Regions from separate parts of the Homo sapiens genome. Here all the other regions are linked to region 1. The links are chromatin loops, found by intact Hi-C in ENCODE. Cell type or tissue: endothelial cell of umbilical vein. All regions are shown on one strand.

Evidence for each region. Hi-C counts contacts between places; a loop is a spot of excess contacts. Peaks named below come from ENCODE experiments on the same cell type or tissue, not always from the same donor. Only the 100,000 strongest peaks of a DNase experiment are listed, where the experiment ranks them.
Region 2: a loop joins it to region 1, with 13 times the contacts of the local background. A loop is called at or near these places in 53 of 110 quality-filtered maps.
Region 3: a loop joins it to region 1, with 7 times the contacts of the local background. A loop is called at or near these places in 92 of 110 quality-filtered maps.

The regions. Positions count from the first base shown.
Region 1 is chr12:12,913,089-12,921,088 of GRCh38, forward strand. GPRC5A (G protein-coupled receptor class C group 5 member A) reads left to right here. Exons shown (of 4, transcript NM_003979.4): 4 at 1-4,849. MIR614 (microRNA 614) reads left to right here and starts at 2,741; the gene lies at 2,741-2,830. RefSeq lists an enhancer at 7,871-8,000 and a cis regulatory region at 7,943. In endothelial cell of umbilical vein, a CTCF peak has its summit at 3,318 (motif pointing right); DNase peaks (open chromatin) are centred at 3,393 and 3,693; H3K27ac peaks cover 2,848 bases.
Region 2 is chr12:13,230,594-13,238,593 of GRCh38, forward strand. No RefSeq gene overlaps it. Among named protein-coding and RNA genes, the nearest start is that of EMP1, 38 kb to the left of the region's middle. In endothelial cell of umbilical vein, a CTCF peak has its summit at 3,653; a DNase peak (open chromatin) is centred at 3,628.
Region 3 is chr12:12,970,997-12,978,996 of GRCh38, forward strand. HEBP1 (heme binding protein 1) reads right to left here. Exons shown (of 4, transcript NM_015987.5): 4 at 3,874-4,483. The coding sequence ends at 4,312. The region is part of intron 1 of GPRC5D-AS1 (GPRC5D and HEBP1 antisense RNA 1); the gene reads left to right. It overlaps LOC124903100 (small nucleolar RNA SNORD88), which reads left to right and starts at 1,057; the gene lies at 1,057-1,147. In endothelial cell of umbilical vein, a CTCF peak has its summit at 4,865 (motif pointing left); DNase peaks (open chromatin) are centred at 4,865 and 5,545; H3K27ac peaks cover 1,606 bases.

The DNA of each region.
Region 1 (8,000 bases):
TGGGTTTTGTGAGGCTCTGTGGCCCAGAGCAGACCTGCATATCTGAGCAAAAATAGCAAAAGCCTCTCTCAGCCCACTGGCCTGAATCTACACTGGAAGCCAACTTGCTGGCACCCCCGCTCCCCAACCCTTCTTGCCTGGGTAGGAGAGGCTAAAGATCACCCTAAATTTACTCATCTCTCTAGTGCTGCCTCACATTGGGCCTCAGCAGCTCCCCAGCACCAATTCACAGGTCACCCCTCTCTTCTTGCACTGTCCCCAAACTTGCTGTCAATTCCGAGATCTAATCTCCCCCTACGCTCTGCCAGGAATTCTTTCAGACCTCACTAGCACAAGCCCGGTTGCTCCTTGTCAGGAGAATTTGTAGATCATTCTCACTTCAAATTCCTGGGGCTGATACTTCTCTCATCTTGCACCCCAACCTCTGTAAATAGATTTACCGCATTTACGGCTGCATTCTGTAAGTGGGCATGGTCTCCTAATGGAGGAGTGTTCATTGTATAATAAGTTATTCACCTGAGTATGCAATAAAGATGTGGTGGCCACTCTTTCATGGTGGTGGCAGCAGTTACCAGTAATGAGCATTAGACTCTGGGGGATAGAACACGGGCTGCCCTGAGAGCTTCATGTTGGAGCTGAAGTTCAAGGTTCACTTCCTTTGGGTTTGTACTTGACCCTTCTTCATGTGTCTCTCCCGTTCCCTCTAAAACAAGTGTGTTTCCCCTCATTTTTGAGGCTGTCAATGGTGTGAGAGCCAGGATCATCACGGGGCCTGAGGTTTTACTCCAGAAAAGCAGAGGAGTGGCAACCTTGGCTTGGGGTTTGGCAGCCCAGGAAAGGCAGGGAGGAGAGCTCAAAGCCGGTTTCATGTTTCACCCAAGGTCTAATTGTGGGAGAGGACAAATCCAGATCCCCTGTTTGACAGAATTAGTTCACAAATGTCTCTTGGCAAAAACATGTGACACCTAACCATGATAATTGACTTAATCCAAGAAAGAGCTCTGTAGGGCAGAGCAATAGGAAATCTCTCTTTCGTTATGGAAAAAAAATAATCCCTCTACATAGAAACTGAGTGACATGTAAAAATGTGTAGCTAAGTCAGGGAGTTACTTCCTAAGAGCCTGACGCTCTGCTTTTCATCAAAAGGAAAAACCAGCGTGAGGCAGAGGCGAGGGAGGTGGAGGTGAGTGGATGATGTGCTGAGTTAGGGATGTTTATATGCCGCAAAGGTTTGGTTGGTAGGCTTCGCGCTAAGATTAGCCTGGCTTTGTACTGAAAAGGGGGAAGGACACATAGTGACACAGATCCTTCTGGTCTTTCCCAGGAGGTGTGACCTAATGAGGTTTGTTGTGAGAATAAAGCAATGTGGTTTCACATATATTATCTATCATAGGCTAGGGACTCAAGAAATGCATATTCCCCCCCCACTTTCTTTCTCTCTTTCCTTCCTTCCTTCCTTTCTTCTTTCTTTCTTTCTTTCTTTCTTTCTTTCTTTCTTTCTTTCTTTCTCTCTCTCTCTCTCTCTCTCTTTCTTTCTTTCTTTTTGAGATAGAGTCTCACTCTGTCATCCAGGCTGGAGTGCAGTGGCATGATCTCAGCTCACTGCAGCCTCCGCATCCTGGGTTCAAGCGATTTTCGTGCCTCGGCCTTCTGAGTAGCTGGGATTACAGGCGTGCGTGCGCCACCACGCCTGGCTAATTTTTGTATTTTTAGTACAGACGAGGTTTCACCATGTTGACCAGGCTGGTCTTGAACTCCTGATCTTAAGTGATCTGCCCGCCTTGGCCTCCCAAAGTGCTGGGATTACGGGTGGGAATCACCATGCCCAGCCTCCTTTCCATCTTTTCTTTCCTTCTCTGGTCTTCATACTACCAACCAAGCAAGGGAGGAGGAGTAAAAGGTAAAATCACAAAATACTCTGGATCGGCATTTTTTTTTTTTTTTTTTTTTGAGACAGGGTCTAGCTCTATGGCCCAGGCTGGAGTGCAGTGGCACAATCATAGCTCACTGCAGCCTCAACTTTCTGTGCTCGAGTGATTCTCCTGCCTCAGTCTCCTGAGTAGCTGGGACCACAGACGTGCACTACCACACTTGGCTAATTTTATTTTTTCAGAGATCACATGTGGTTTGAGGGAGGATAGAGAGGACAGGGTGTCAAGAACAGCATTTTTACCAAGTTGATATAAAAATGAAACAGGATCCAGGCATGGGTCTTTACACTGATAGTTACAGTAAGTTTTAAAATCTGAGCAGCAATTTGAATCACTTGTTGAAAAACACACAAAATATATTTTTTGTAGAGGTGGGGGTCTTGCTCTGTTGCCCAGGCTGGTCTTGAACTCGAGATTCTCCTGCTTTGGCCTCCCACAAGTGCTGGGATTACAGGCGTGAGCTACTGCACCCGGCCTGCTTTCTTTTTAGTGAAAAGGATCTGTGGGAGCTTTTATTCCCATGGCTGCCTTCCTCAAGTCAACCTCTTTCCCCGGAAATGGCATCATCTCTGGACTGTTGTTTCTCCTTCTTCCTTCTCCTCCTTCTCCTCCTCCTCCTCCTCCACCATGCCCGGCTGATTTTTGTATTTTTAGTAGAGACAGGGTTTCACTATATGGGCCAGGCAGATCTCGAACTCCAAACCTCGTGATCCACCTACCTTGGCCTCTGAAAGTGCTGGGATACCGTGGCCTCTGAAAGTGCTGGGATTACAGGCATGAGCCACCGCGCCCGGCCCCGTTGTTTCCCTTCTAAGAAACGCAGTGGTCTCTGAAGCCTGCAGGGGCAGGCCAGCCCTGCACTGAACGCCTGTTCTTGCCAGGTGGCAGAAGGTTGCTGCTCATTTGAGCAGTACCTGTCACCCCTCCTCCCACTGCTGCGGCTGTTAACTCATCTTCAGGTCTCACACCTTCTGCACATAAATAAGCTATTTTTAAAAGTTATTATTTTTTTACTCTTTCTTTTCTTTGGAGAGGGTACCAAAGGATAGCTGTTCTGTTTAAGTAGGGACCTCTCATGGCCTACAGGCTTTGACATCTGAGAATCAAACTGGAGAACATTCCGAAGCCGTTCTTATAAGTGTCTCCATCTCTACCTGGGCTGAAATGGAATGTGCAAATGTAGCCCAGCCTGGTCCTTGGGTGTTGCCAGTTGATTGATGACTGGGAGCCAAAGTGGCATCTCCTTTGACCTAAACGGGCGATGATGAAATAAAACTCAACAGCCTTTCTCTCATCTTGCATTGTGAGATGCGAAATAGAGCGTGTCTCTCTGCCTCTCATTTTAGGCTGAGGCCGTCCAAAGCGGCCATGCCCCATGTTTCCACTAGATGGCGCTGACACTTCAGGCATCAACCCTCATGGCCTCTCAGCCTTGCAAAGGCAGCCACTTAAAGTCGGTGTCCTGTGTGGGGCACCAAGCTGAGCTGCAGACACCCAGTAGGCGCGAGGCAAATGCGTCCCATTTTAAGAGGCTTGTATTTATGAGCTCTTTGCTTCCTCCCTCCCACTAACTTTAAAGAATTGCTCTCCATCTCCTTTGGCAAAGTTCCTTTGCCCTTTGTCTTATTTTTGTGAAACCCTCCAAGGTATTTCCAGTCCATTTGCATCCAATCTGGCATCTTTACGGAGAGCGGTCTCATATGCTATTGTTGTTAACGTGGACTAGTATTTATGTGTTGAGAACACTGGCTGTTTGTCAGGAAAAGTGTGCCAAAACAAAGAGTACGGCCGGCCCTGGAAATGCATCAGCAAAACCCATTTCCCCCGTGCACTCATTCTGAGCTTCCTTCCTTCATTTCTGTCATTACTGCTGAGAACTGGACTGTGCCCAGCTGACCTTTCCCTTCCTTGCCCTCATCTTGCTGCCAGGGTCTGCAGGTTTGCCACCGTCCCGGCCCCAGTCTGAAACATGGGATTATTTCAGAATTGGAGGTGGCAGCTTCAGAAAAAAATCCTTCTCGTGTGTTGACTGCTGAGATCCAGGAACTGGGAAATCAACCCCCAGTTTGTAGATTGCTCTCTTTGGAAATTCTGTGGCCCAACCTCGTGGCTGTTTTCTGGAATTCCTTCTATCGGGGCAGACAGTGCTGTGCCTTTCTTGACTTCAGGATGTTCCAAGGATGCTGCTGGATCTGTGTGTGTGTGTGTGTGTGTGTGTGTGTGTGTGTGTGTGCGTGCGTGCGTGTATGTGCGCCTGACCCTGATTTCTGCAACCTCCAGATTTCTTTCTTGACCCTTCAAAGTGGAACAGTCCAGTGCCAAAAATTTTAGAGTTTGAGAAGGTCACAGAAATCCTCTAGTTGGTGCCTCCACAGTCTTCATTTTACAGAGGAACTCAGGGCTAATGGAGTTAATGCAACTAGATCAGGGTTTTGGGTCTGTGTTCTTTCTACCGTCAGCACCTGTGTGGTCAATTCTGGACACTTCCCAGAGAAGTCTTTGAGTAGAGAATCCTACTCAAATTTCACTGTATATTTTAAGCATTCCTCTCCTTTCCCTTTGCCTCCCCTGTTGCCTTTTCTTCCCCTGATTTCTCCTCTGGTCATCTCCTCTCCCTTCTGCGTGTAAGCCATGGGAAAGGGATGAGGGAGGACAGCTTCTGGTTAAACACAGGTCCCTCTTCCACATCAAATGAACATTGGCTTCCTGGGACAGAAGGCCTTCAAAGGAGGGATTGCAAAGCAAGGCAAAGCGTTCTGTCTTCATTTTCCCCATCCCCATGAGACAAGACTGATGGAAAGGGTGGTGGGGCAACACTGCTTAATGGATGCCTTTTCACATCATTTCAGTTTTTAGCCCTCATGACTGTATTTTCTAATCAGAGACAATAACATTTTAAATAAAACAACGACAAAGAAGTCTGAGTCAGGTGGTAAAATTTGTTGTTTTCAAGCACCATCTTTTGATATACTTGGTTTCATATCATAATGTATTCAAGGTTTCAACCGGTTCTTACATGCTCCCCTTTACTGAGATTTTCTTTTTCTAAAAAAAAAATTTAAAAAATTTTAAAAGTAATTTTTTTTTCTTTTGGGATAGGGTCTTTCTCTGTCACTCAGCCTGGAGTGCAGTGGTGCGATCACGGCTCACTGTAGTCTCGACATCCTGGGCTCAGGTGGTCCTCTTGCCTCGGCCTTCTGAGTACTGGCTGGGACCACAGGTGCACACCACCACACATGGTTAATTAAAAAAAAATTGTAGAGGCAGGGTCTCCCTATGTTGCCCAGGCTGGTCTTGTACTCCTGGGCTCAAGTGATCCTCCTCCCTCCGCCTCCCAAAGTGCTGGAATTGCAAGCATGAGCCACCATGCCCAGCCTGAGATTTTATTTTCCATTCATCTTTTGACTCATCTCAGAATTGACCAGATTCAGCCACTCTTACAAGAAAGCTCAGGATCCAGTAAACAGTTAATTCTTTATTTTTATTATTATTTTTAAGACAGGGTCTTGCTTTGTCGCCTAGGCTGGAGTGTAGTGCTGTGATCTCAGCTCACTGCAACCTGCATTTCCTGAGCTCAAGCGATCCTCCCACTCTGCCTCCTAAGTAGCTGGGACTAGAGGCGTGCGCCACCACGCTTGGCTAATTTTTGAAATTTTTTTTTTTGTAGAGATGGGGTCTCACTATATTGCCCAGGCTGGTCTTGAACTCCTGGGCTCAAGCAATCCTCCCACTGTGGCCTCTCAAAGTGTTGGGATTGCAGGTGTGAGCCACCATGCCCCCAACCAACAGTGAATTCCTATTCACTTGTTTGTGTTATTGATTCCTTCAACTTCCCTGAGGCCCATAGTGAGCCAAAAACCCACACCCATCCCCCTTCTTTCTCTTTGCATGGAATTCTGGCTCCCTTCAGGGAGTAAGTGCCACACCTGGAAGAGCCCTCCCTCCCCGTGCAGCTTCTGAGAGCAGGTGCAGAGGTAGTCCTTGGAGATCCGTGCAGACAACTTGTGTTTGTAATGACTCAGCCAAGATGTTTGTCCCGAGCCCAGTGATTCAATCCAAGTCCAATCCAATCGTGGTCTTCAGCAGAAAAGAAATGACATGTTAGTGAAATTTAGTTGCGGCATATGCCACACCAAATTGCCTGGTTCCAGTTGCTTCTAGTGCAACCCCCTTCCATGTGATGATCTGTCAATCCTGCTGGGTTTGTATCAACTCAACTCAGAAAACTCCTCTGACAAGCCCATGTAGCCATGCTGTGAGCTCTGGGACGTGATTGTAGGGGCTAGCACCATGTTTCCTGACTACCACCTTTCTCTTTCTAAGAAGAAATGCTTCCAGGCCAACTTTTTTTTTTCCCCCACCAGGAATTGAAAGAGAAAAAGCACGTGCCAATTTTTAGCATGATTTCTTTTCTTTTTCTTTTTTTTTTTGAGATGGAGTTTCGCCCTTGTTTCCCAGGCTGGAGTGCACTGGTGCGATCTCGGCTTACCGCAACCTCTGCCTCCTGGGTTCAAGCGATTCTCCTGCCTCAGCCTCCCGAGGAGCTGGGATTACAGGCATGCGCCACCACGCCCGGCTAATTCTGTATTTCTAGTAGAGACGGGGTTTTTTTCCATATTGGTCAGGCTGGTCTCGAACTCCTGACCTCAGGTGATCCGCCTGCCTTGGCCTCCCAAAGTGCTGGGATTACAGGCATAAGCCACTGCGCCTGACCAGCATGATATCTTATGAACAATGGAAAAAAGCAGAGATCATGATAATAGAGTTAGATGGAGTCATAACTGAAACATTCAAGAAGAGATCCTTTACTAGATGGAAGTCTCTAGTGATGTGCCACAGGGCTCTGTCTTTGCATCTGTTTGGATAACGTTTTCATCAATCACTTGGATAAAGATAAAGCACATTTATCAAGTTTTGCACATGACACAAAATTAGGAAAGACTGAATAATAAAACCAGAATACAAATATGTTGCAATAAGCTGGAATGAAGATCCCAAGACAAGAATTTACTTTAATAGATGTAAATGTATTTGTGCTGTCAAAGTAAATTACATAAATACAAATTGGAAAGACTTGGTTTGACAGTAGTTTTTATGAAAAAGACTTGGTAGTTTGAGGTGTCTAGAAAACTGAGAAGGACCAGTGATGAGACAACAGCCAGAAAGTCAAAGCAATCGTAGGCAGCACTGACACATTTGTGAAGTCCAAGTCAAGGCATGTGCTGTTCCCCTGAGGTACCACATCACAGCATAAAATCCACATCTTTGCAGCTCACTCTAATGGAGGAGGAGCTTCTAACAGAGAAGCTATTTTTGGAATTTCATGACCTGCAGAATGGCTGATGGGACTGGAGCTAGTTAATCCGGAGAGGAGGAGATGTTGCAGGGGCATGATCATCACCATCACTAACATTTACTGTGCGCTTACTCCGTGCCAGGCTCTGTTTGAAGTGCTTTATTTATTTGTTTGTTTGTTTATTTATTTATTTTTGAGATGGAGTTTCGCTCTTGTCACTCAGGCTGGAGTGCAGTGTCGCGATCTTGGCTCACTGCAACCTCTGCCTCTCGGGTTCAAGCAATTCTCCTGCCTCAGCCTCTTGAGTAGCTGGGATTACGGGTGCCCGCCACCATGCCTGGCTAATTCTTGTATTTTAGTAGAGACGGGGTTTTACCATATTGGCCAGGCTGGTCTCGAACTCCTGACCTCAGGTGATCCGCCCGCCTCGGCCTCCTAAAGTGCTGGGATTACAGGCGTGAGCCACTGTGCCCGGCCTAAGCACTTTAGATGTATAATATAATTTAATATGTATAAAAACCTCATGCGTTATTACTTTTTTTTTTTGAGATGGAGTTTAGCTCTTGTTGCCCAGGCTGGAGTGCAATGGCGTGATCTCGGCTCACCGCAACCTCCGCCTCCCAGGTTCAAGCAATTCTCCTACCTCAGCCTCCCGAGTAGCTGGGATTACAGGCATGCGCCACCACGCCTGGCTAATTTTGTATTTTTAGTAGAGACGGGGTTTTTTCCGTATTGGTCAGGCTGGTCTCGAACTCCTGACCTCAGGTGATCCG
Region 2 (8,000 bases), 320 kb after region 1:
TTTAAAAATAGCCCTTCCTTGGTAGGAGGAGCCCACAGTGGGAGGAGGGCCCATCCAGATGCTGGGGAGCAGCCCCGCCTATGGAAAGATGTTCCAGGAGCCCCCTTGGTGCATCTGGGAGCCATTATATCATCACCAAAAATAGTATTATTAATACCGTATGTGTGTGTCCTTCATTTATTTGTGAACTGGATGTTGTGCAAGTCACAGGGGACTTGAAAAGAAAAAGACAAGTTTTTTGCTGGCTCACGATGGAGGCAGGAGAGAGACATGCTGGAAAACCATTCTAATGCTTATGATAGATATTTACAATGGTTGGTCATTGTTACCTACTGCAATCCAGACAACTCCATCTTCTTGGAACTTTCAGATAAAGATTGATGTGGGGTATGGTGGCTCACGCCTGTAATCCCAGCACTTTGGGAGGCTGAGGCAGGAGGATCACTTTGGGTCCAGGAGTTCAAGACCAGCGTAGGCAATGTGGTGAGGCCTCATCTTTACAAAAAAATCAAGATTAATGTGGACAAAGAGTTTCAAAGTGTAAGGCAGATTAGAGAATTACTTGAGCGGGAATGAAAATATGGAGAGATGTCAGTACTACTGGTTTATTGATCAAGATTTTGACTGGTTTATTTATAAAAATACCCATATGACACATACTATGTGCCAGGCATCATTTTAAACACTTTGCAACTGTAAGCTCCTTTCATCCTTACAACTCTCTAAGTAGGTACCAGTATTAGTCCCATGTTGGAGATAAGTAAATTGAAGCACAAAACGGTTAAGTAACTTGCCCAAGTATTCACAGATAGAGCTAGAATCCTGGGGGTCATTTCACTTATCTTTTCTTCTGCTCAACCTGAATGCTCACCTAACAACATGCTTTTTCTTTTCACCTAGGAAGAGAGCGTTATGTAGTTTAACAGTTTGTGATTTTGGAGTCAGTCAGATCTATGTTTGACAGTTAGCTCTGCCACGTAATAACTGACTTTGGGGCAACTTTTACTGAAGTTCTCTGAGCCTAGTCTTTCTTATAAGGAAAGGTGGTAACTAATTCCTATAGTTGTTGGAAGAATAAAAGGAGATATTGTAGTAAGATTACGTACTCTTGATAAATGTTCTTACTTCCTGTGGAAGCCAGGCTCTACGATCACCCACACGGATTCTCATTTCCTGGTGATCAGGCCCTTGTGTAGTTCTTCCCACTTGGATAAGGCTGACCTATGTAACCAGTAGAATATTGTAGAGGGACTTCTGAGGTTAGAGCATAAAACACACAGCAGCCTTGCACCCTCATTGATCTGGGGAAAGCCAGCTGCCATGCCATGGTGATATGATTTGTCTGTGTCCTCGCCCAAATCTCAACTTGAATTTTAGCTCCCAGGATTCCCACTTGTTGTGGGAGGGACCCAGGGGGAGGTAACTGAATCATGGGGGCTGGTCTTTCCCGTGTTATTCTTGTGATAGTGAATAAGTCTTACGAAATCTGATGGTGTTATCAGGGGTTTCTGCTTGTGCTTCTTTCTCATTTTTCTCTTGCCACCTCCATGTAAGAAGTGCCTTTCACCTCCTGCCATGATTCTGAGGCCTCCCCAGCCATGTGGCACTATAAGTTGAATTAAACCTCTTTTTCTTCCCAGTCTCAGGTATGTATTTATCAGCAGCGTGAAAACAGGCTAATACACATGGGGACTCCTAGGCAGCCCAGTGGAGAACTCTGGTAACAGAGGCCTCCTGCTTCATTCATCTTGCCAGCCAGGTGAGTGGACCATTTTAGAAGCAGATCCTCTAGCCCCAGTCAAGCCTTCAGATGACGGCAGCCCTGGCCAAGATCTTGACTGGAGCCTCATAAGAGATACTAAACATGAACTGCTCAGCCAAGCCGCTTGTGGATTCCTGACCCATAGAAACTGTATGAGATAAGAAATACTTACTGTTGCTTTACACCGCTAAGTCTGGAGAAGTTTGTAACACAGCAATAGATAACTAATATACTTTCCCTCATCTATTCTTTCACCAGTAGGTCAAGCTGGACTCTTATCTTGTCTCCACCTCTCACAGCACATTCTGCTCCAGACATAAGTGCAGTGGGTGAAGTTTGTCCTGGGGACATACCCCCTTGCAATCCATTTCACTTGACCTTTCTGCTGCCAGCTGAAAATATCTTGGCCTCCTCGTATGCTCAACCAATCTTCACTGGCATTCAGCAGCCCACTAGGTGTTCATGGGCATGAGCTCTCGTGTGTCTTTCTGGGGACATTTACACTGGAATAGTGGGCACAGAGGATGAAGAACCTTTATAAGATAGCCTAGGGTTTCCCTTTAAACTCTTGTTTTGGGCCTCAAACATGTTAGGTATGGGTCTGGACCTAAGTTGGAATAACTCCCTGTAAAAAAATCTAAATTCCTTGTAATCACTTTCATGGCCAATTGGGCTCTGGCCGCCCCACCCCTCCAATTCGTCTTTTACCAGTCATTCCTCACTCACTGTGCCCAGCCCACCCTGGCCTTCCCTTCTCCCCTCCCCTCCCCTCCCCTCCCCTCCCCCTCCCCTCCCCTCCTCTCCTCTCCCCTCCCCTCCCCTCGCCTTCTTTCCCTTTCTTTCTGACAGGGTCTCACTCTGTCTCCCAGGCTGGAGTGCAGTGGCGCAATCATGGTTCACTGCAGCCTCAATCTCCTGGGCTCAACTGATCCTTCCACCTCAGCCTCCTGAGTAGCAGGGACTATGGGCACACGTCATTATGCCCAGTTGATTTCTGTATTTTTAGTAGAGATGGGGTTTTGCCATGTTGCCCAGGCTGGTCTTGAACTCCTAAGCTCAAGCGATCTGTGCACCTCGGCCTCCCAAAGTGCTGGGATTACTGGCATGAGCCACAGTGCCCAGCCCACTCAGCCCTTACTGTCCCAGGAGAATGTCAAGGTTATTCTCTCCACTGGGTTTTTGTACCTGCTGTTCTCCCTGCCTGCAGTCCTCTTTCTGCAGGTCTTCACTTGATTGGTTTATTCTCATCATTCAGATGCCAACTCAGTGGCACCTGCTTAGAGAGGCTTTCGTTTATGAAATAAATGAAGGCCTCCCAGGCCCACTATTCCTGCTATACTTTACAATACTACCATGCTGTTACCTTCATAGCAGTTACCATTAGTGAATTGTCCTATTCATTGGTTTGCTCACTTGGTCTTTGTTTATCTCCCACTCCCTTGTGTCACATATGCTTCATGAGGCAGGGTTGTCTTGGTCACACACCGCATGTCAAGTGCTTGGCATATATATAGTATCTGAGAAATTTATTCACTGAGATGCAATATGTGTGTAACTCAGACTTGGTTTTGTTGGCTATAAGATGAGATTATGCCTAGTCCTTGTTTACAATTCACATATAGATTAGAAACAATAGAAATGCTCATAGCACATGTGCATGGTATGCTGTGTAGTAGTAACAACATTAATGCAATTTTCCATCGTCTCTGGCCCGTTTCCTGAAACTGTAAAAATTCCATGCATTGGGCCAAGTCTCTCCCACCTGGACAGCCCTACTGCCCCTCACCCTTCCCATCCATGTTCTGCTCTAATTCTCTGCATCTGCACCCCTACAGGACCTTTTCCTTTTCTGGTTTCTACTACAGTTGTTAATGTAACTGCATCTCCTGGTGGCCACTTCTGATATGACACATTGTGGAGTTGGGAGGACATTATTGGAAACCTGTTTGTGGGTCATTCTCAAGTCGTTTCAGGAGGAGAAACACCAGCCTCAAGTTCAGATAAAAAGTCTAGGCCACAGAAATTACGGTCTCCATATCCAGCCTTTCCTGAAATCTGCATCCCCGTCTGTGACCTTACTGCCTGGCCTCGTTCAAACCCCAGCGTCTTATCTGGCTTATTGCCTCCTCCCATCTAAAAATATCAGCTTGTAATTGATCTCCCCTCCACACATTCTCCTTCTCCACATATACATTTTCCTGATGTTCATATTTTCTCAGGCCACCACTCTGCTTAAAAACAAGCAATGGCTCCCTACTGTATGAAGAATAAAGTCCCAGCTCCTCAGCCTGGCATCCGGGACACTTCAAAGCCTGGGTTCTACCTGGCTTTCTAGTTTCACTCTCTTCTACACTCCCGCCTCCTCAATCATTGCATGCTCATGCCTAAGGCATCTGGACCATTCCTCAAAACTACGCCTCTACATCATCAAAGCCCTGTCGGCCTTCATGCTGTTCTCTCTACCTGAAGTGCTCTGCTCCCACTTTTACCTGACAGTTGAATCCTGTCCCACTCAGAGCCAGCTCCAAGGCTCCATCTTCCATGAACTGCCTCCTGCCCCGCCCTCCCCTGCACCATTATGTCTTGGTGGAAATATAGCAATTATGCCTACTAGCCTCTCGAACAATGCTAATGGGCATAATTGTTCATATTTCCACCAAGACATGATGGAGTTTTATTTACTTTAACCCTGTCATGTGCACAGTAGGTCATTAACATCTGTTAAATGGGTCAATGAGTATTGGAAGCTAGAGTCCATGTTTCCCAGAGCCTAGTCAGGCTAGTCTGAGAAGTGAGAGGCCACATGTGGTGATATTGGGACAGAATCTTTGAAATTGGCATGGCCTTGGGCAACCTGGGGTGCAGAGTTACTTTAAACTGGAAGCAGAGCTTCCACTGAAATTCTATGAGCTTTAGTTTCCTTAGGGGATTACTGGGCACAATTATTTCTGAATCTCCTTTTTTATCTTGAGAGAATGAAGGCGAAGATCTTAGAATAATGGTTTATGTACTTTGACATGCCAAGATAAAAGGCAAAGTGTAAAAGTTAATACTGGAATATTAACTAACATGTGTTTGGGAAATTGTATTCCTGCAACACTATTTCTTTTTTGAAATTTAGTTGCATTTCATATTTCTTTGGTTTGTATCCCAAGATAACTGTGGGTTACTAGTAGCTGAGATGAATGGAGCTTATGCAACTATACAATCTTTCAATGGATTTTGAGACAAAGCATTTAGTATTCTGTAGTGAACACAATAGTCCTAGAGATTCAGAAACCAGATACATAAATTCATCTTTTTTTCTGAGTCACTTTGTTGTGTCTCTTAGTGATCTTTTGACTCAGTTTTTTCACCTGAAATTTGGAAATATTATTTGATTTCCGATATTTCCAATAAGTTAAATGTTCAGTGAACACTAATTGAGTCATACCCATAGAGCTGAAGGTTTTCCAGAAAAATGCCTCAGAAGAAGTTAAATTTGAAGTTGCATATTTGTGGCCTGTTTTTCTGTTTCATACACCTACACCCCAAGACCAGCATTATAGGGTGCACATCTTCTGTTACTCTTCTTGGCTATTGGGGAGATTACTTGCCTGGCTCAGAGAGGAAACCTTTCTATGTTCTTTGATAGATTTTATACATTAGAGCCCCTTCTTGCTCAGAAGATAGCAGCAGGTGGCTAAGCTTGGAATATCTACTGTCAATTCCATGTAGAGAGCTACATCAGACCAGGTCCCAACAACCCAACCTTCATCAGAGACCCAACCTCCATCAGAGACCCAACCTCCGTCAGAGATCCTACCACCATAGAGACTGGTAGGAGTTTCATGGTAGGCGTTAAGCATGAGCCTGTCTCTGGGTCTGTGTCTCTATTTCTGGGTGAAGGAATATATATATATATATTCTCTTGGGCACATCCTACTTAAAAAAAGGAGATTAACCATATTACATCCCTGACTTGCACCATGTGGCTTAATAAGCAAGACATGTCATAAAGTTAACAGTTAGTTCTATGGCTTATAGCAGTGTAAACTAAATACCTGAGTGTAGTTTCTAGAGTAATTAGAGTCTGGTGGGATTGGGACAGGTTTCCACATTCCCTAGGGTTTCTGAATAATCCTAGGCCAAGCTTGGATCTTAAGTACTTTCTTTACTTTTTTTTTTTTTTGAGACAGCAGCTCACTCTGTCACCCAGGCTGGAATTCAGTGACACCATCACGGCTCACTGCAGCCTTGACCTTCTTGGCTCTATCGATCCTCCCACCTCAGCCTCCCGGGTAGCTGGGACTACCGGTGTACACCATCATGCCCAGCTAATTTGTTGTATTTTTTGTAGAGATGGGTTTTGCCATGTTGCTCAGGCTTGTCTTGAACTCCTGGGCTCAAGCAATCCACCTGCCTAGGCCTCCCAGAGTGCTGGGATTACATGTGTGAGCCACTGTGCCTGGCCTGATCTTAGGTATTTTGAAGACCAATTAACTGGGGTTTCTTCTTGACTGTCCAGGGATACTTTTTGTTTACTACTGATCTGTCAGAGACCTTGAAAATCATCCCTGGCCAAGGCTCAGAGGTTTCTTAAGGGGCCAGCTAGAGCTTGGCATTATCAAGGCTTGCCATGAAGAGAAAATGCCCCCAAGACCCACCCAGGGTCAGATCTTTCATGCTCATGTGAACTTGTAGAATAATTATTCCAAAGTCCCAGCCACTACCCAGAAAGCAGTATATAGTTAATACGTTCCTGGCAAATATAAGTCCCTCTGCATGGCTCTGCAATTTAGACTACCACTCATGAGAATAACACCAAGGCCTAGACCAACAGCATTGTGTATGTACCCTGGAAAATACTTCAGATCTCATTGATTCATCTCCCAACCAGATCAAGTATGTGAGATAAACAGCCAGTTCCATGGGATATGGTTGCTTTGTTTTATTTGAGATTGTGTTTCAAACACACCACCTACCAGTACTACTACCAGTGCTGGAATATTTGGGGTACCCATTCCTAGGCTATATGTGAGCCAAGTTCAACAGATTGTATGATTCCCCACCAAGTTCAGAGGAAGGGTTGCCCACCAGGTACTCGCCGGTCTGAGCTAAGCAACTGCAGAATGAGGGAAACACACTTAACAGATGAGGCTGTGAATGCCGGTGCTGATGTCCTCTGTTCTAAGAGCAAATGATGTCTTCCATAATATGGATGCAGTCATGGCCAAATGTATATTCAGCAGTATGTTCCTCCCATCGCTGCTCTGGGGAGATAACGGATAATGCTATTCCTCCAGTAGTGTGAAGTGAGAGGGGGTCAAGAAAACATTTTCAGTTTAGAGCAACGGGGCGTGAGATGCATCCAATCTTATGCAATCCTAAGTCCCTGGGCACGAATGGAATTTGTAACCAGCAAAGAAATTCTTTATAATAATTTAATTTGTATGTGAGATTGAGCTTGTGAGAGTGAGTGACAGAGAGGTAGAGGGGAAAAGACAGAGGGAATGAGAGGGGAGAAAGACAATGAAAAAGATGAATGAGAATGAATAATGGGAGGCAAAGATAAAGGAAAAGCAATATAAAGCAGAGAGGGGAGAGAAAAGAAGTAATAACTTCTGATAATTGCGGAAATATATCACAAACATAATTGTATAAAAGGAGGGATTTAGATAGTGAACAGGAAAGTTGAGAGCATGGCTGAAGGTAGAAGAAAGAAGGAAGAAATGAATAACAGGAAAACAAAGAGAGAAAAAAAAGGAAAACATTTCAAGGAATAGGTAGGAAACAAGATGTGCCTTGGGAATTTCAATGAATTATTTTGTCTCCCAAGTTTTAAACTTACAATGTGTTCTGCCATGACGGTCTAATTCTCAATTAAGATATGCTAATAAGGCTGACCGCATACCATATACTCGCCATGCCTGATAAGCAGTTTAGCTTCTTTTTGGGTTTGGTGGGAGAGCAGTTATGTTTCCACACTGAAGTTTCTCATTGGCTTTCCTCCTACAAAGGCGCAAAATGACCACATGTTGTTCTTACTAATATTTGTTTTAGTCTGACACACTTCGATCTCTGCCGAGTTGACTACTAACTGCTTCGTACACACTTCGTATTCCTCCACCTGCTTTCAGTTACCTTCATTAAAAATATTCACATAAATCTTTATTAATAGAGAAAAATGGATTCACTCTGGTTTATTTATCTGTGGGTAAGTTTAATTATTTTCCAGTATGCAAAGCATCTTAGGAGG
Region 3 (8,000 bases), 58 kb after region 1:
AGCTCATATGCTTGGTTCAGAAGTGAGAATAGGCCGGGTGTGGTGGCTCATGCCTGTAATTCCAGCACTTTGGGAGGCTGAGGCGGGTGGATCACTTGAGGCCAGGAGTTCGAGACCAGCCTGGCCAACATGGTGAAACCCCCGTCTCTACTAAAAATACAAAAATTAGCTGGCCATGGTGGCACATACCTGTAATCCCAGCTACTTAGGAGGCAGAGGCAGGAGAATCACTTGAACCCAGGAGACAGAGGCTGCAGTGAGCTGAGATCACGCCACTGCACTCCAGCCTGGGTAACACAGTGAGATTCTCTCAAGAAAAGAAAAAAAAAAAAAAAAAAAAAAAAAAAAGAAGTGAGAATATAGAATTGAAGACTATGATCCTCTGCAATCTGGCCTCAACCCATCTCTCCAGCTGTTTCCCATCTTCCCAAACTCTTGACCTCAGGTATACGCATCTTTACATAGTCTCCTTGCAAAAGACACTGTTGATCAGCTACCTCAGAGCCATTCTAAATATTCTTCTTCCTTGCTGCTCCTCACTATAGAGGCTACAAAACCCAACACACACTCTCTCTTGCAGCTATGGATGGCCCTGTATGTTAGTTTTGGCCCATGAGATAAAAGTAGAACTCTGATGGGGAAACTTTTGGGAAAGCTTCTGTTTCTTCATAAAATGGGACAGATGCAACTGATACAGCCTGTCCTCATCTCCCTAATTTCCTGCCTTAAACATGGATGAGATGGCAGGAGCTGCATCAGCCATCTTGCAGCCCTGAGGGAGAGAGAAAGGCAAGTGCAGAGACATCAGCATTGAGTACTGAACCTGTCTCTGGATTTCTTGCTATGTGGGAAAAGAAAACCTTCTTGGCTTAAGCTACTGTTGGTTTTCTGTTACAGTTTCATGCATTCTTAAATGATAGATCCCTGAGCTAGGTGCTGGGCATACAATGGAGAACAAAGCAGGTATGGGGCTCCTCCTTATCAAACTTACAGTCTTGTGTGAGAGACAAAAAAAAAAAAAAAAAAAAAAAAGAGGAAATGAATAAGTTAAAAAATTACATTCCATGATGTCCAGCACTGGGCTCTGATCACTCCGGAGGACACAGTTTTCCCCAAGACCATGGCTACCTGGGGATCTGAGAGAAAAAGGAAAATAATTATACAGTGGTTTGTATTATGAAAAAAGCAAAAATATAATGGTATGATGGAGAACTATAGGGGAGGCTGACTCTATTTTAGCTAGAGGGGCCATTGAAGGCCTCTTTGAAGAGGAGGTAGTTAGGATCTGTAGGATGAGAAAACCTGGCCATTTGAAAAGGAAGTGAAAAGGGTTTTAGGCAGACAAAACAGCTAGTGCAAGGGCTCTAGGGCAAAAAAGGGCTGTGTGTGTTCAAAGTCCACTGTGGCAGAAGGGTATTAAGGGAGAGATTGGAAAGAAAGAAGTAGTCAGAAGGGGCCAAATCACACAACGCCTTGCAGGTCATAAAATGGAGTTTGAATTTTAGTCTAAGTGCAAAATAAGAATTTTAAAGCAAAGATCCATTTGGAAGTTGTGTAGAAAATGTGTCCAAGGGGGCAGGAGCAGAAATGTGGAGACCAATTAGAAGGCTGTTGCAGGACTTCAGGCAAGAATGATGGTGATACATCCTAAGATGGTACCAGCAGAGATGGCTTCAAGATGATTTAGGACTTGGGTCAGTAGCACTTACTGATGTAGTGGTTTGATACACACTGATTACCTTCTTCCTTTTTTATTCTCTGGCATTTCTCCTATATAACTAGCCACTTTTAAACAATATTTGTCGGCTCTTTTCTTCTGCTTGTCTGTAAATATTAGGGTTCCTGAGTCCTTACCTAGATTTTCTTCTCTTCTTACTCCTGGCCTTTCCTTGGGAGAGTTCATAATTCACCTACTCCATCTAGATATTTGTGATGTCCAAACACATCTCCACGTTAGGCTTCTATTTGTAGCATCAGACCCACACTTTCAACTGTCCACTAGATAGCCTCACTTGGATGCTCTGCAGGCCTAAATAACCTTTGCGGACAGATTAACAGGGAAAAAATATTAATAGGAAAAAATATAGATTTTTATCTGATGTTAATATTTCTATGTGGCATGGAGGACTTCACAGAAAAAAGTGAAAACTCTAAAGCAGTTAGATTTGAGAATTATATACCATTTTAACAAAGAACAATACATTGTGGAGACATGACAAAGGAAAAAGGGGTTTGGGCTGGAAGGGGGATGGGAAAGTGACTAGGAAACATATCGGGGAAACTGATGGAAGAGAAGGGCAATTTTAATAAGGTTTGTACAGACTCATCTTGGCATTGACTCCCCATCCCTGGTGATAAGCATGTTCTCCTCTTCCTAGTAGAATGAGAGCACCTTTCTCAGGGGAAATTTACATACTGCTTTTAGGTAGAAAAGGGGAGGGCAGACAGCACTTCCTGTATCTGCCATTTCTCCATTGCCTTCAGCTCAAAATAACCAATTTGCCACAGTGGCATAGTTTGGAGCAATGCTCTGCTCCTCTTCAAACCTTTTCCTTATCTCATTCACCAGTCAGCCACCAAGTCCTGTTAACCTCTTCTCTTGCTCCAAACTGTCTACTTCTCTCCATCCCCACTGCCATGATCTAGTTTTGACCTCCATCATCTTTCTCTTAGTCTTGTGACTGGTCTCTCTGTCTCCAGTCATATCCTTTTTTCAGTTTATTTTCCATACTGTAGACAGAACTTTCTTTCTAAAACATGACAGTATCACGTTCCTGCTCAAAGCTGCCCATGCACTTTTCAGTTTTCTTAAAACAAAACTTAAACTCCTTGACATGTAATAAGGCCTGTGTGGCTGCACTTTTGTCTTGGCTCCAAGGCTTCTCAAGTGTGGGAGCCTGTGGAATCCTCAGCTTCCTCACCTGTGTGTGGGAACAGCAGTACCTTTCTCACAGAGTTGCCCATGGAATAAGTGGGGCAGTGCATGCAAAGTGCTTGGCATGGTGTCTGATAGTCAAGGCTGGGTGGCTGACGGTTTTCACCCTGGATCTTCAGAAATGGTCATGGCCCATCCCTCAGAAGACTGCTGAAAGGACTCCAGGAAAGATGATGACATATAGCTCTTGTTCCTCTCCTTAGGAAACCCCACTTTATGTCCAGTAAGAACTCTTCATGGTGAGGATTAAAGCTCATTTTTCTGTTTCCTATAGAAACAGCAAATGGGGTGTGGGTGGGTGCTAAGGTGGGTTTCTCCCTGAAAACCTGTCCAGCTGTCGTAGGGAGGGCTGCTGAGAGCGTGGGGCCCTGATGCACTATGAGGATCAGAGTACCTCCTACATGCCCTGGGGCCCACTGAGAGCTTCATCCTCCCCTGCTCACTCACGGGCTCTGCTCCAGCTCAGCTGCCATCCGGCTTCCTGCTCACAGCCTTGCATCTGTGTCCTTCTCTGCAGGCCAAACTGCACCTTTTCTTTCCTTCCTATCCTCTTCAGTTAATGAAACTGGACCCCAGCTGCTTCTCATCTCATCCCCCTAAACCAATCCTCCTGGAAAATCTCCTGTCTCCAGGGTAGTCTGTGCACCATAGTGCAATGATTTTTCTTCTTGGTCTGCTCTTGTGACTCCTGGAACCCTTCGCAGACCACAGCTGCAAACAAAATCCTCAACTTATAATCACAGAGTGCTACATAACAGTCATGGGAAATGTCTAGTTTAGGGATGGTGTGTGTCCTGGTATCTTTGCGTTTATATTCGGAAGGACTTGGGAGCTCTAAATATAGGGTTCCTGCAATGGTAAACACCATCAATAGTACTCATACCTATATTACCTTCAGGACTGTAGAACCTTGGAAATAATTACACTTATGATTTGTCTCAGCTGTTTAAGTCAATGCCTTTTATTTTTAGTTTTTCTGAAGACAAAGCTCTTATAAGAATCACAGATGAAAGATCAGGCACAAATCACATTTTCCCCCTTAATAACAAAATACAAATCCAATAATTTTAGAAAATCAGTTTTTAGTGACCCAGATGCCTGGAGAAAAGCTGCCAGGATTTTTCTGGTCTATCGCAGAATTTTCTACATCAATGAGAAGGATGCTGCATATCTTGGCTGTATTATTTCCTACTGTGAGAAAAGAGACTTAGTATATGGAACATGCTTTTTTCAGAAAATTGGCAGTAACTGACTTTGAAGGAAAGTTGGTTAAGTTGGACTTGCAGCTGGAACTTGGGAAGCACTGTCCCCTCCTTACCCCCGAGGAAGGAGACACAGAGGCACACTTCCAGTAAGTTCTTGGTTCAGTGGGTCACTCATGTCTTCAACAGCCAGATCTCATTGCGCCGTCCGTAGGGCTTCATGGGAGGGTCATAACCCGTGCAGAAGTAGATGTCCCCCCGGTAGGTGGCTGTGCCCTCCAGGGCAGCACGCAGACGGGTGGCTTGTGCTACGTAGTCTGCTTCCTTGGCATAACCACCAAACTGCCTGGGGGTTCAAGAGCAAGGGCTGGTTACGAAAGGACATGACCTCTGAGAGAGGGGGGATCTTTAGAAAAAAGTCACTCACCATGTTTATTATGACAAGCATGCTAGAGTGGTAAGACTGGGGACTGAGTCACCACTTCCTAGATGGGTTGATTTTACCTCTCTGAGCCTCAGTTTCCTCATCTGAAAAAGGAGATATATTTTCTTTTTCCTCTAGAGTTTTGAGTGTTAAAAGCAGTAATGGACGTGAAAAACTCTAATGCGGGGCCTGAAACAGTAGCTGAGTATAAACGTGAGCCTCCCTTTCTTTCCTGAAATACCCAAGGGGACAGCAGGTTTGCTTTCCCAAAGGCCAAGCCTTCACCCTTTTCTCTGGCTCCCTCTACTGCCCGGCTGTACCTCTTTTCTGCTGCTCTGTCACCACCTCTGGAAGGAGGAAGTCTACAGGGGACTTCGGGCAGAGCTGCAGTGAGTATGGTGGCTAATGCCCCTTCCACAGCAGAGCAGCTCTAGTGACTGAGTTCATCACAGCAGTGACTTGTAGCAGCTTCATTTAAAAACAGAGCTAGGCTAGCCTGGGCAACACAAGACCCTGTGTCAAAAAAAAAAAAAAAAAAAAAACAAACCAAAAACCAAAACTAAAAAAGTAAAAATCTCAGAGCTAACAAAGGCAAAGACCCAAGGAAGACTTGGGAGGGCCCCACACAAGCTTTAAACATGCCCCAAATAAAGAAATCACTTCTCATAAATCCTTTCTTCTGCTCAAATCATGAAAGCCTTCTTTTTCTAGTAAGGAAAGAGACTGTTCCTAAATCTGGTATTTCTTTTGATGGCAGAAATTGGGGACAGAGAAGCAATAAAGCCTTTCTTTTCAAGATTATTATTCTCTCCCTTACGTCATGTGCTTCTGTTCCAAAATTTGTCTTGTAGCCTAGCCTAAATATACCACTCTAAATCTGGGTTGCACTAAAATTTTTATTAGAGTCAAGTACATCCCGATTTCTAATGAGCTGTATGACTCAAAAGTCTGAATTTGCACCAGGCCAAGATTAGGCCAAATAATGCATTATTTTTGGTGGAGTCCTCTGAATCATGCTTTGCTCTTTTACAAGTGGTTAGTCATGCTGGACAAGCATTCAGCATGTGGATTGCAGCATCACTGATGTGAACACCCAGGATGTTTTCTGTAATGGATTGGTTGTTCCAATGTCTAGACAACAGCTACAGAACATGGATGAAACTGAGACCAATTTTGAATAGCAGAGGCTTGATTCTTCAAATATATTGAAGAGATTATAAGGGAGATGAAGAAAGTTGGGCTCTAGCTTCATTGAGGTTCAAATGAGAGGAAACTGGGTTAGTAGACAGACAATGAACATCCAGGAAAGACTTTTTTCAGGCAATAAGAGCCTGTAAGACACTGGAGTTTTTTATGAACCATGTCTTTAGTTGGAGAACCATTTGTCTGAAATGAATCAAGTGCTGGAGGTGGAAGCAGGTGTTGAGTGCTCTCTGCACCCCCTACTTGTGCTGTGACACTGAACTGTTCTCTAGGAAAAGGGACAATGTTGGCTCTTTAAATACTGATTTTGGAAAGCTCCAAAGGAGTGCTCCTCAAATGTCTTCCTTCATCAGTTAGAGGCAAAATGGCTAGTGTGTGCTCAAATCCTAGTGCTGCCCTTTCTAGGTCTTAAGCTAATTCTAAAATTTCTCAAATCTTCAGGTTTTTCACTGGTAAAATAGGGATAGTGATAACATCAATCTTCGAAGGCTACTGTAAAGATTAAAGGAGAAAAGACTATGCAAACTGCTCAGCGCAGAGCCTGTCACGTAGTAAGCTCACAACAAACAGTAGCTATTATTGTTACTTGGCAGTTTGCTCAGAAGAGCCTTTTAATTCCCTGACTCCAGGGTGAGGGACATGATGGTAATCTAACGAAATACCATGTAGCTGAGTGTTGTGGTGCATGCCTGTGGTCCCAGCTACTTGGGAGGCTGAGGCAGGAGGACTGATCAAGGCCAGGAGTTGAGGCTGCACTGTGCTATGATCACATCTGTGAATAGCCACTGCATTCCAGCCTGGACAACATAGTGAGATCCTGTCTCCAAAACAAAAACACAAAATACAACTAAAAAAAACCATAGTAATATTATGAACTGGCTCAATGAACAATTCTCACTTTCTCAATTAGGCCTATTCTTAAAATGCTTTGTTACCTTGTAAACCCCATTCTTTAACCCCATCCCAATCTTCTTCCTATGTTTTACTTTTTCTTTCTTTCTTTTTTAACAGCACTTATCACCTTTTAACATACTATATAATTTACTCATTAAGTTTATTGTTTATGGTTTGTGTCCTCTGATAGAATATAGGCTGCACAATGGCAGGATTTTTGTTATTTTTTGGTCACTGATGTACACTGAGCACCTAACACAGTGCCTGAATATGTTGGACCCCTTGGTTAAATGAACAATTCTGGGCTAAACAATGAAAGTGATGTCTTCAGCCTGACAGAGCTAAAGATGACAGCACTTAGGACCTAGTGAGTGAAGTGGTTACATAAGTTTCACTCACTCATTCACATAATAAACATCTGAGGGGACAGTGGTGGGAACTGAAACAGGAGAAGTGGATCCACTGCAGCCAGATGCGAAGGCCTTGAATGCCATGCTAAAGAGTTTGAACCTCATCCTATATGCACAGGTAGACCTACGAAAGGGTTTTTTTTTTTTTTTTTTTTTTTTTTTTTGAGACAGAGTCTCACTCTATTACCCAGGCTGAAGTGCAGTGGCGCAATCTCGGCTCATTGCAACCTCTGCCTCCCAGGTTCAAGTGATTCTCCTGCCTTAGCTTCCCGAGTAGCTGGGACTACAGGCACACGCCCAGCTAATTTTTGTATTTTTAGTACAGATGGGGTTTTGCCGTATTGGCCAGGCTGGTCTCAAACTCCTGACCTCAGGTGATCCACCCGCCTCAGCCTCCTAAAGTGCTGGGATTACAGGTGTGAGCCACCACGCCCGGCCTGGAAAGGGTTTTAAAGTAGAGGACTGGCACGATCCAATTGTGCTTTGGAAGGATCCCTCTGCTGGCAGTGGAGGGACAGGGGAAATGGCAAGGGGTTGAGAGATGTGGGGCCACCGGAGCCCAGGAACAGCCAAGTGTGAGATGATGAAGGTGGGAGAAAGGCAGATTTGAGAGGTACCTGTATGTGGAGGGAGGTAAGAGAGAGGAAGGAAGAGAGGATTCTCCAGGGCTTCCAGTTAAGCCTCTGGGTAGAAGAAGATGCCGCTAACCAGAATAGGGATTAAAGGCTGAAGAGTAACATTAGGCAGGAGGGGCAGCTGTAGGGGTGTTCATGATTTAGTTTGGGGGGCATATGAATATTAAGGGCCCTCTGTGAAATACATTCATGCAACAATTATTATCTAAATGTGTGTCTGACCATGTAAAAATCTCCTTAGACTTGGGACAGAACTGGAGTCAGAGATACCAATTTGGGAAGGAGAAGGATCTAGTG